Linked DNA regions of Homo sapiens: region 2 is linked to region 1. Evidence: read pairs that join two places in POLR2A ChIA-PET (ENCODE). Cell type or tissue: A673. All regions are shown on one strand.

Region 1 (4,000 bases):
CTGTGGTCTTCCTCATCCCTACCACGGCACCCCAAAATTGGTAGGTGTGAAAACGAGGTACATTTCTGGCCCTGAGCTGGGAAGACACGGTAGGTACCCACTTCCTCTAGGTTTGACATGACCCTGGGCACAGGAAACCATCCCATCACCTTCTTAGCCCTGAAGTGTGATTTGTTCCAGGAGGTCTGCAATGCCTTCAGAGCAATGTCCTACCCAGCCCCTGTGGAGGCCATCCACACTGAGGAAGGAGAACAGGCCACCCTGCAAATGCTCACGGCCCCACCCCACCCCCACTCCAACCACTCACAGATAAAGGCTGGGCTGAGAGACCCACTTACCCAAGGTACAGCACAAATGTAATCTCATGCTGCTTACCACAAAGAATGAATTTATTTAAAATGTGGCTTGTAGTATTAGAAAAAAATTTCACTATAATTTTACAGTGCTGCTATAAAAATTTGCACTGAGAATAGTTTTGATGAAAACAACACAAAATTACATTTAATGGTATCAGTTAAAGTGACTAAAATATTGTTTTTGCTTGTTTTTCAAAATAGAGTAATGGTGCAGAACACTACAGGGTGGATTAAAAAGAGGAAAGGATGTATCTTCCATATTACCAGTATCAGAGGAGATGCACCCTGACCACACACTACTCTACACAGGAAACAGAATTTGTTAATCCCTCCACAACAAACAATCTTACTTTCCATTTTTTCCGGGCTGCAAACTTCTTGAATTTCTCCATGTTTACTGCTGATGCTTTTCTACTAAGTGCCTGTTGTGTATCTTTAGGCTAAAATAAAAATCCAAGAAAAAAAATTAAAGCTCTCAAATTATGAAAATGTGTTATATGACAATTTTTTGAAACATCTCCTTATTCAGGATGCTTACACATTCACCTTATTAAATTAGCATAAGAAGTTGGGATAACATGGAATACCTAGGCACCTAGTCTTAGCGGGCTCACTCTTCTATCTCAGGGTTTCGTATCATCCATGGACACTGGGGAGAAGTAGAGCTTGGGGTCAAACTAAATCACAACTTTCCACACTGATAGTTTGGGAATGGCAATATTCATGGTGAGGCTATGTTATGAGGCATTTGAACTTGGGTATCATCAAGTAATGTAGAGCTGAGAGGGATCTCAGAGGTCAGCAAAGTTAGTTTGGCCTATAGCAGGAGAATTCCTTGTATTGTATCTTTTTCAGTAGATGTATTTAGCTTTTGTCCTCCACCTCTGGGAGGAGGAGACACCATAGCTGGCTAGGAGAACCCAGGTAACTGCTGGGAACTTGCACAGCAAAGCTATTTGCCCCCAGAGCCTGATTCTGTGATGTTCACTTCTTTATTTCATGATTTTATTCTGTAACTATCATACTTTCCCACCCTTAGCCCTTTCTGCCCTGGATTGAAGATACTTTAATCCAAATGTCAACCAGGCCAGGCAGGTAATGTAAAGGTGTAATGTTCCAGGGCGCCCTGTTCCCTAGCACCAAGGCACCTGTGCCACTTCCCAAGGCCACGTGGAATGAGGGCTCAGTGTCAGCAGATCTTCAGATTTCCCAAGAGAAGCTGGAAATCCAGATTTGATTGATATTTACATGCTGGAATCAACATAAAATGTTAAATACACTGTTTGGGCCAACACCCCACAGGTCACTCCAAACACAGTTGTCGAGTGGGCTTGACCTTCTTCAGTTCCTGCTCTGTGCTCGCTTATTCCTCTCTCCCCACCTCTGGGATCATTAGTATACAGTCTAACCTGTCAGCTTTTCTTAAGATACGATGCAAATAGCAAACTTAACACTCCAGGTGTGACCTGTGGTTAGCAGTACTCTATGATACATGAATACCAGGGTGCCCAAACCAATCACATAGAAAGTGATCTAAACAGTTTCGTAATATGCAACTCACCTTGATCCAGGGATGCTGCAAACTATCTTGAATTGTCATTCTCTTCCTTGAGGGGAGGGGGAGAAGAAAAAAAATGCTGTGACCATAGCAGCAAATACTAAGGTTGTTTTCATGCTGGCTGGGCCTGCCAAGCAGATACTGTGGAAAATGCAGTTCAGGGAAGAAAGCCAAAAACAACATCGGTCTTTTTGTGATTATTTCACTGTGCCTGCAGGGACTGACTGAGTGGGGGCAGAGGGCCCTGCTTGCATTTTCTGAAGCGTTTCACATGGCATGCTGCCCTTTGGCAGATGAAGCAAGCAGGGTCTGAGGAACGTGGCCCTGTGCATGGAACAGACACAGGCTCTGGGCTGGCTGAGGCCGTGGCCAAGCACCTTTCAGGAACGTGGACACTCACTTTGGATCCTTGACCAGAAGTCTTCTTATGAAATCTTTGGCTAGGGCACTGGTATTACTGAAGTATTCATCCTCAAATTCGTAGTTGACAGCGGATACATTTGCTAACGTTTCTTGCTTAGTGTCTCCAAGAAATGGGGAGGCCCCACTTAGGCTGTTAAAAATAAAGTTGGGCATAGAACATTAATGATGACCCCTTGGTGTTGTCATTTTGCTCCTATAACATCTGGAGTGTGGAATAAGATTATAATCTGGTGCTCGAATAGTCACAGTTTGATTATATTTCATAGGGCTTTAACTGTCAGGAGCAAATGCTTCAGCTTCAGGCAAAAGGATTCACTTAACAAGTTAATCTGGAACAGCGTCTGGTAGTTTAAAGGAAACCTGTTTTCTCGGCAGTGATGGACAGCTATGCTTTCTTTCAGTGATTATGCTACAGTTTCTGATGACTCATTTCAAATTAGGAGAACATGTTTAATTAGTATAAACTAAACATGTTTTGGGGGTGTAAAATGAATATGTTTGCATCAAAAGCATGCATAAGCTGAAGAGATCAACACAGCACATTTAATGGTTAATTAAACCTATGGTCTCATAGAAGAGAAGAGAGTATGAGTTGTGAATTCTGATACTTACAGGATATAGGTTATTACCCCGATACTCCTAAAAACAACACAAAACAAACAAAAAAACATGTCAGAAGAATAGTCAAATAAATCAGAAAGCAAACAACACCAAGGACATACTCCTTACCACATATCTGCCTCAAGACCAAGAGGTTCATAGTTGACTATCTCAGGAGCTAAGAGGAAACAAACACTCATTTAGCTTGGGAGGAAGCAAACTAACCGATTCTATCTTCATGCAACAACCAGGAACATGTAGCAGGGAAAGAATCTTCTAGCAGGGGAGGTTTGCCAGAATAATGTTTATGAGACGTAAATGACCACAGGAGCAAAGAAACTTACCGACAAACTCTGGAGTCCCAAATATGTTTTTAAATTCATTTCCAAAGTCAATTTTATGGGCCAACCCAAAGTCAATGATCTTGATCCGAGGTTTGGGGACATTTCTATCCAAAAGCATTATGTTCTCAGGCTTGAAAAAAAGAGAGAGATAAATAAAAAGCTATGATATGTTATGCTGAGGACAAGATGGCAGAATAGTTCTTCTCTCCAAAAAAAAAAAAAAGGCCAAAAAGTAGGGAAGAAAGGGTGGTTGGAAGAGAACAGCAGGAAAATACATGTCTTGCTCTAGGTTCTCCCTGAAGCAGGCCTGAGACAAGGATTCGGATGCAAGTGGGTTATGTGGGAGGGGACACCAGGAAACACTTGGTAGAGAAAGGAGATACAGGAAACAGAAGGAAGCTGCTACGAGGTGTCCTATCAAGTGGGGGTAACTGGGGGAATGGGAGAGGAAAAGGAGAACTCAGTGTTATTCCAATTGTAGCAGGAGGGAGCTGGGGTCTTTATCCACCATTTCTCCATCCTCCATGGCTGACAGTTGCTTCTGTGGACATTTTTCTTTTGCATTTCCAGCTCCCAGGGCCAGAAACAAGATGCCAGGAAGAGTCACAGGTATTTGCAACAAGCCCTCTGTTAGGATGTATATGAGTGTGTGCTTTTGCACATTGTTTGTGGGGCCAGCAGGGACATGAATGGGACATTGACAGCTCTGCTACAGAAGA
Region 2 (4,000 bases), 1.1 Mb after region 1:
ATACTTGGTACCCTTTTCAAATATATTATTATATTTCATCTTCCTAAAAATCTTGTGAGGTGAGTGCTGTATCCTCATTTTACAGATGAATTAACTGAGGCTGAAAGGAGTTAAGGAAATTGTCCAAGGGTCACAGTGTGTCACCTCAGAGATAGCAAGTGGCAGTGCCACACCCCACCCTGTCATATCCAGAGGAATCTCATCCCTGCACAGTGATGTCAATGCCTGTCGCCAAAATCTCAGGGCAGAAAGGAACAGGCAGGGAGTAAGGAGGGCAAGACATCTCTGAAGGCCTTTCTCTCCCAGGAACCACTTGCCAGTTTCTACAGGACTCAAGCATCTTGCGGTGTGAAGGCAGTTTTTTTCTTACCCTAATGTTTATAACATCTTTTCCCTCTACAGGGCCTGTCTTTGCTTTACCCCAACCTCCAATGGGGATTTGTAATTTGAAAATTTCATTTCTGAATCTGCTACATCAAACGCCCTTAGAGAAGAAAAAGTATGTGTGTGTGATTTATACATAAATATCTATATAAATATCTGTAATAGCTCTTGGGGAAACCACATAAAGTTACCGTGCAAAGTGCATGTAATTGCCACATGGTATTTGTTACACATATCAAGTGTAAAACTGAAAAAGATGTGGCTATTTAACAAAAGTTTAAGCAAAAGAGAAAAAGGCAAATAACAATGAGGTAAGAATTGAAATTGCTTAAATGCTCATTCAGACGGGAGATTCGGGCAACCTCCAGGCCCACCAGCAAGAAGTGAGTCAGGTTTGAAGTTAGAAGAATTGATGTGAATCCCCTGGTTGCCATGGTTTGCAAATAACTTTTCTTCAGGCAAATCATAAATGATTTACAACCTCTAGTAGGCTTGTCCTTGATCAAAATCATCAAGAAGGTAAATATTGTCTTTGGGGAAATTTTCTCATTTCTTTTCTAATATTGTTTCATTCATTCATTCATTCATGAAGCATTTATTGAGTTCTTGCTGGGAGCCAGGCAGCCTGTTCGATTCTACAAAAGTAAAACTGACAGAGATCTAATCAAGTAGGAGAGATGAGGCCTCATGGTTTCATAATAGAAGCAGCAGCTCCGTTTCTGACACGCTCCCCATGTGCTATTAATTATCCCATTACTATGCACAAATACCCCACACTGCAGGCTCTCATTCTTTTAACTGTGCAAATGAGGGTGCTCAGGAATTTACCCAACATCTTGTCTCCAGGGACCAGCTTTCATCTGCTCTGCTCTTCCCCAGCACTGTTTTGTACGAATGTAACATGAGCCATGAGTATAATTTTAAATTTTCTAGCAACCACATTTAAAAAGAGATAAAAAGAAAGAGGGAAAAGTAATTTTGATTATATATTTTATTTAACTCCATATAACTCAAAATTTCATACTTATCCACACATTTACACATACATGTATATAAATATGCACACATATTTACACCTATAAGTCCAAATATGTACGTATATAAATATGCACATATTTGCACATATTTACACATGTTTACACCTTTTTTTCCATAAACCGTGGTCAACAATTCATATTTATCCACACATTTATACATACATGTATATAAATATGCACACATATTTACATTTGTAGATACGTATGCACCTGTGTAACTCAAACAAAGGTTTCACAGAACTGACTCTTACAGAATGTGACACACTCAGGTATCTTCTATTAAATTCTCTTCTAGAATACTCCTTTGATGCTGGCTGTGATCCAGCAACTTGATTTCACAGCCACTCTGGGTTGGAACTCGCAGAGGCTGCTGGGCGGGACATGTGCTATGTGAAGCTCCAATACCCATGTCCCTCTTTTCTGGCAACACCACGCCCATTTCCTTGGTGCAAGTGTGTCAGTGAAGCTGACCCACCTCTGGTTCCAGGACAAAGCCAATAACTCCCACATGGCCCACCAGAGCCTTGTATCTGGAAGCCACCTCGACTGACTCAAGGACGTGCGCATGGCCAATCACAGCTTATCTCACAATTTTTACTTTAGTGATCAGGGTAAAGAAAAAAACTTATACTATATTTGGGAGAAGACAGGAGCAGAGGGCCTGCTGAAAGCAGGAAAACAGAGAAGACAAAGTTTTGAAAGTATTGCTTAATACCTGGATCAAGCCATGCCTGAAACTCCATCTAATTTAAAAGTCGTACTTTTAAATTATATGAGCCAATAGATTACCCTTTTTTTCCTAAGCTTAGTTGAGTTGGGGTTTCTGTCAATTTAAACCAAAAGAAGCTGATTGAAAAAATCCTCATACGTGTCTCGCAGATGCTCAGTGCCTTTTTATTGCCTGATTTGGGAAAGCTCCAGGCATTTTTCTTCCCAGCAATTCTGTGTCCTTTACAATTGTCCTTTGCTTTTCTCTTTAATTCAGGATCCTTTCTTTATGCATTCTTTTCACCATAGTATGACTGTCTCATAACAGTCTTAACTGGGCTACTTCTTCTTGGGAAATTTGCATTTTTAAACTCACCAGTCAAACGAGTTATCTGTCTAAGAATAGAATTTCAGCATTGTGGTACAGGCAGGTAGGGAAAATATTTGGGAACAAAGATTCACCTGGTGCCTGCTCTGAAAAATTGTAAGCCTAGTTCTGTGGCCAGGGGCTGGTATTTTTCAAGTAAAGGTCACACTTTTGTTGTTGTTGTTGTTGTTGTTGTTGTCGTTGTTGTTGTTGTTGTTGCTAAGTGATGAGTTCTTTCCTGAAACTCTACATTTTCCTCCGGGCTTGTGACTCTTCAAAAATCTCTACCTTAATTTGAACAGGGTACCCAAATAGGTATATCCTGTGAAAAGGAAAATATGAAGCTTCAAAAATAAATGGCCTGCCAAGATTTCAGAGCTGCAAAAGGTTGTGCCTAGAACTGTCAAATGTCAAAAATAATTACCAGGTAGAATGTGACTCATACACCCAGCAGGCATGATCAAAACTAATCCTTCCTGCCTTCATCTGTCTGGACAAAGTTAGGTAGGAAACCTGCCTAGCCCAGCGCCTTCAGGCCCCATAGATTTGGAGAGGGATAGCCCTCAACCTCATATTGGAACATTCTCTTTAGCTTCTAGGGGTGATTTTATATACTCACTAGCTAGTTGCTGTTTTGACTTGTGTATCTGTTCTTATAAACATATAACTTTTCATAAATGCACAGATTATATTTACTAGGATGTTTTAGCCTTTTATTGTACAAGAAAACATACTACAAATGCAAAAAAACTATATCAAAAATGGAAATCTTGAAGAATTATTATAACTACCATGCAGATCAAGAAACAAAATTGTGCAGCCACCCCAGATATCCGTGTTTTATGCCCCATCCCAGACACTATCCCTCTCTCCTTCAAAAAATTATCACTACTGGGACTTTTTTTGTTGTTGTTGTTGTTTTGAGATGGAGTTTTGCTCTTGTTGCCCAGACTGGAGTGCAATGGCATGATCTCAGCTCACTGCAACCTCCGCCTCCAGGGCTCAAGCGATTCTCCTGCCTCAGCCTCCCAAGTAGCTGGGATTACAGGCACGCACCACCACCACCACGACTGGCTAATTTTGTCTTTTTATTAGAGACGGGGTTTCTCCATGTTGATCATGGCTGGTCTCGAACTCCCGACCTCAGTTGATCGGCCTGCCTCAGCCTCCCAAAGTGCTAGGATTACAGGCGTGAGCCACCATGCCCAGCCCGGGACTTTTATAATATCTTTTTGTGTGTTTCTTTGACATCTTATCGCTCACGTATGAATCCTTAGACACTACCGCTTGGTCTTGCTCATTTCCTTTTAATTTGAAAGGTCTTCTTTTCTCTATATCATTGGTTCCCTCTCCATCCTTGTCTTTTCCTTACAGGTTATCTATTGCAGAGGCCAGCATGCTATGGTTAAAGGTTCTTTTTCACTCCGTGTATATTTTATACCTGTTACCCCTCATCCTTTTCTCCCCCACCTGGATCCCTATTCAAGCACTTCCCTCCTCCACT

Evidence for each region. Peaks named below come from ENCODE experiments on the same cell type or tissue, not always from the same donor. Only the 100,000 strongest peaks of a DNase experiment are listed, where the experiment ranks them.
Region 2: POLR2A ChIA-PET joins it to region 1 with 12 read pairs; 1 of 35 experiments calls an interaction of 5 or more read pairs at or near these places.

Annotation. Positions count from the first base shown.
Region 1 is chr9:87,638,765-87,642,764 of GRCh38, reverse strand. It overlaps DAPK1 (death associated protein kinase 1), which reads right to left. Exons shown (of 26, transcript NM_004938.4): 5 at 3,282-3,411; 6 at 3,067-3,115; 7 at 2,950-2,976; 8 at 2,315-2,467; 9 at 1,918-1,963; 10 at 707-796. Among named protein-coding and RNA genes, the nearest start is that of CTSL, 85 kb to the left of the region's middle. In A673, no CTCF peak of the experiment used is centred here; a DNase peak (open chromatin) is centred at 2,104; H3K27ac peaks cover 1,585 bases.
Region 2 is chr9:86,528,641-86,532,640 of GRCh38, reverse strand. LOC102724080 (a long non-coding RNA gene) reads right to left here. Exons shown (of 2, transcript XR_007061636.1): 2 at 1,361-2,818. Among named protein-coding and RNA genes, the nearest start is that of TUT7, 180 kb to the right of the region's middle. In A673, no CTCF peak of the experiment used is centred here; DNase peaks (open chromatin) are centred at 810, 1,170 and 1,780; H3K27ac peaks cover 2,641 bases.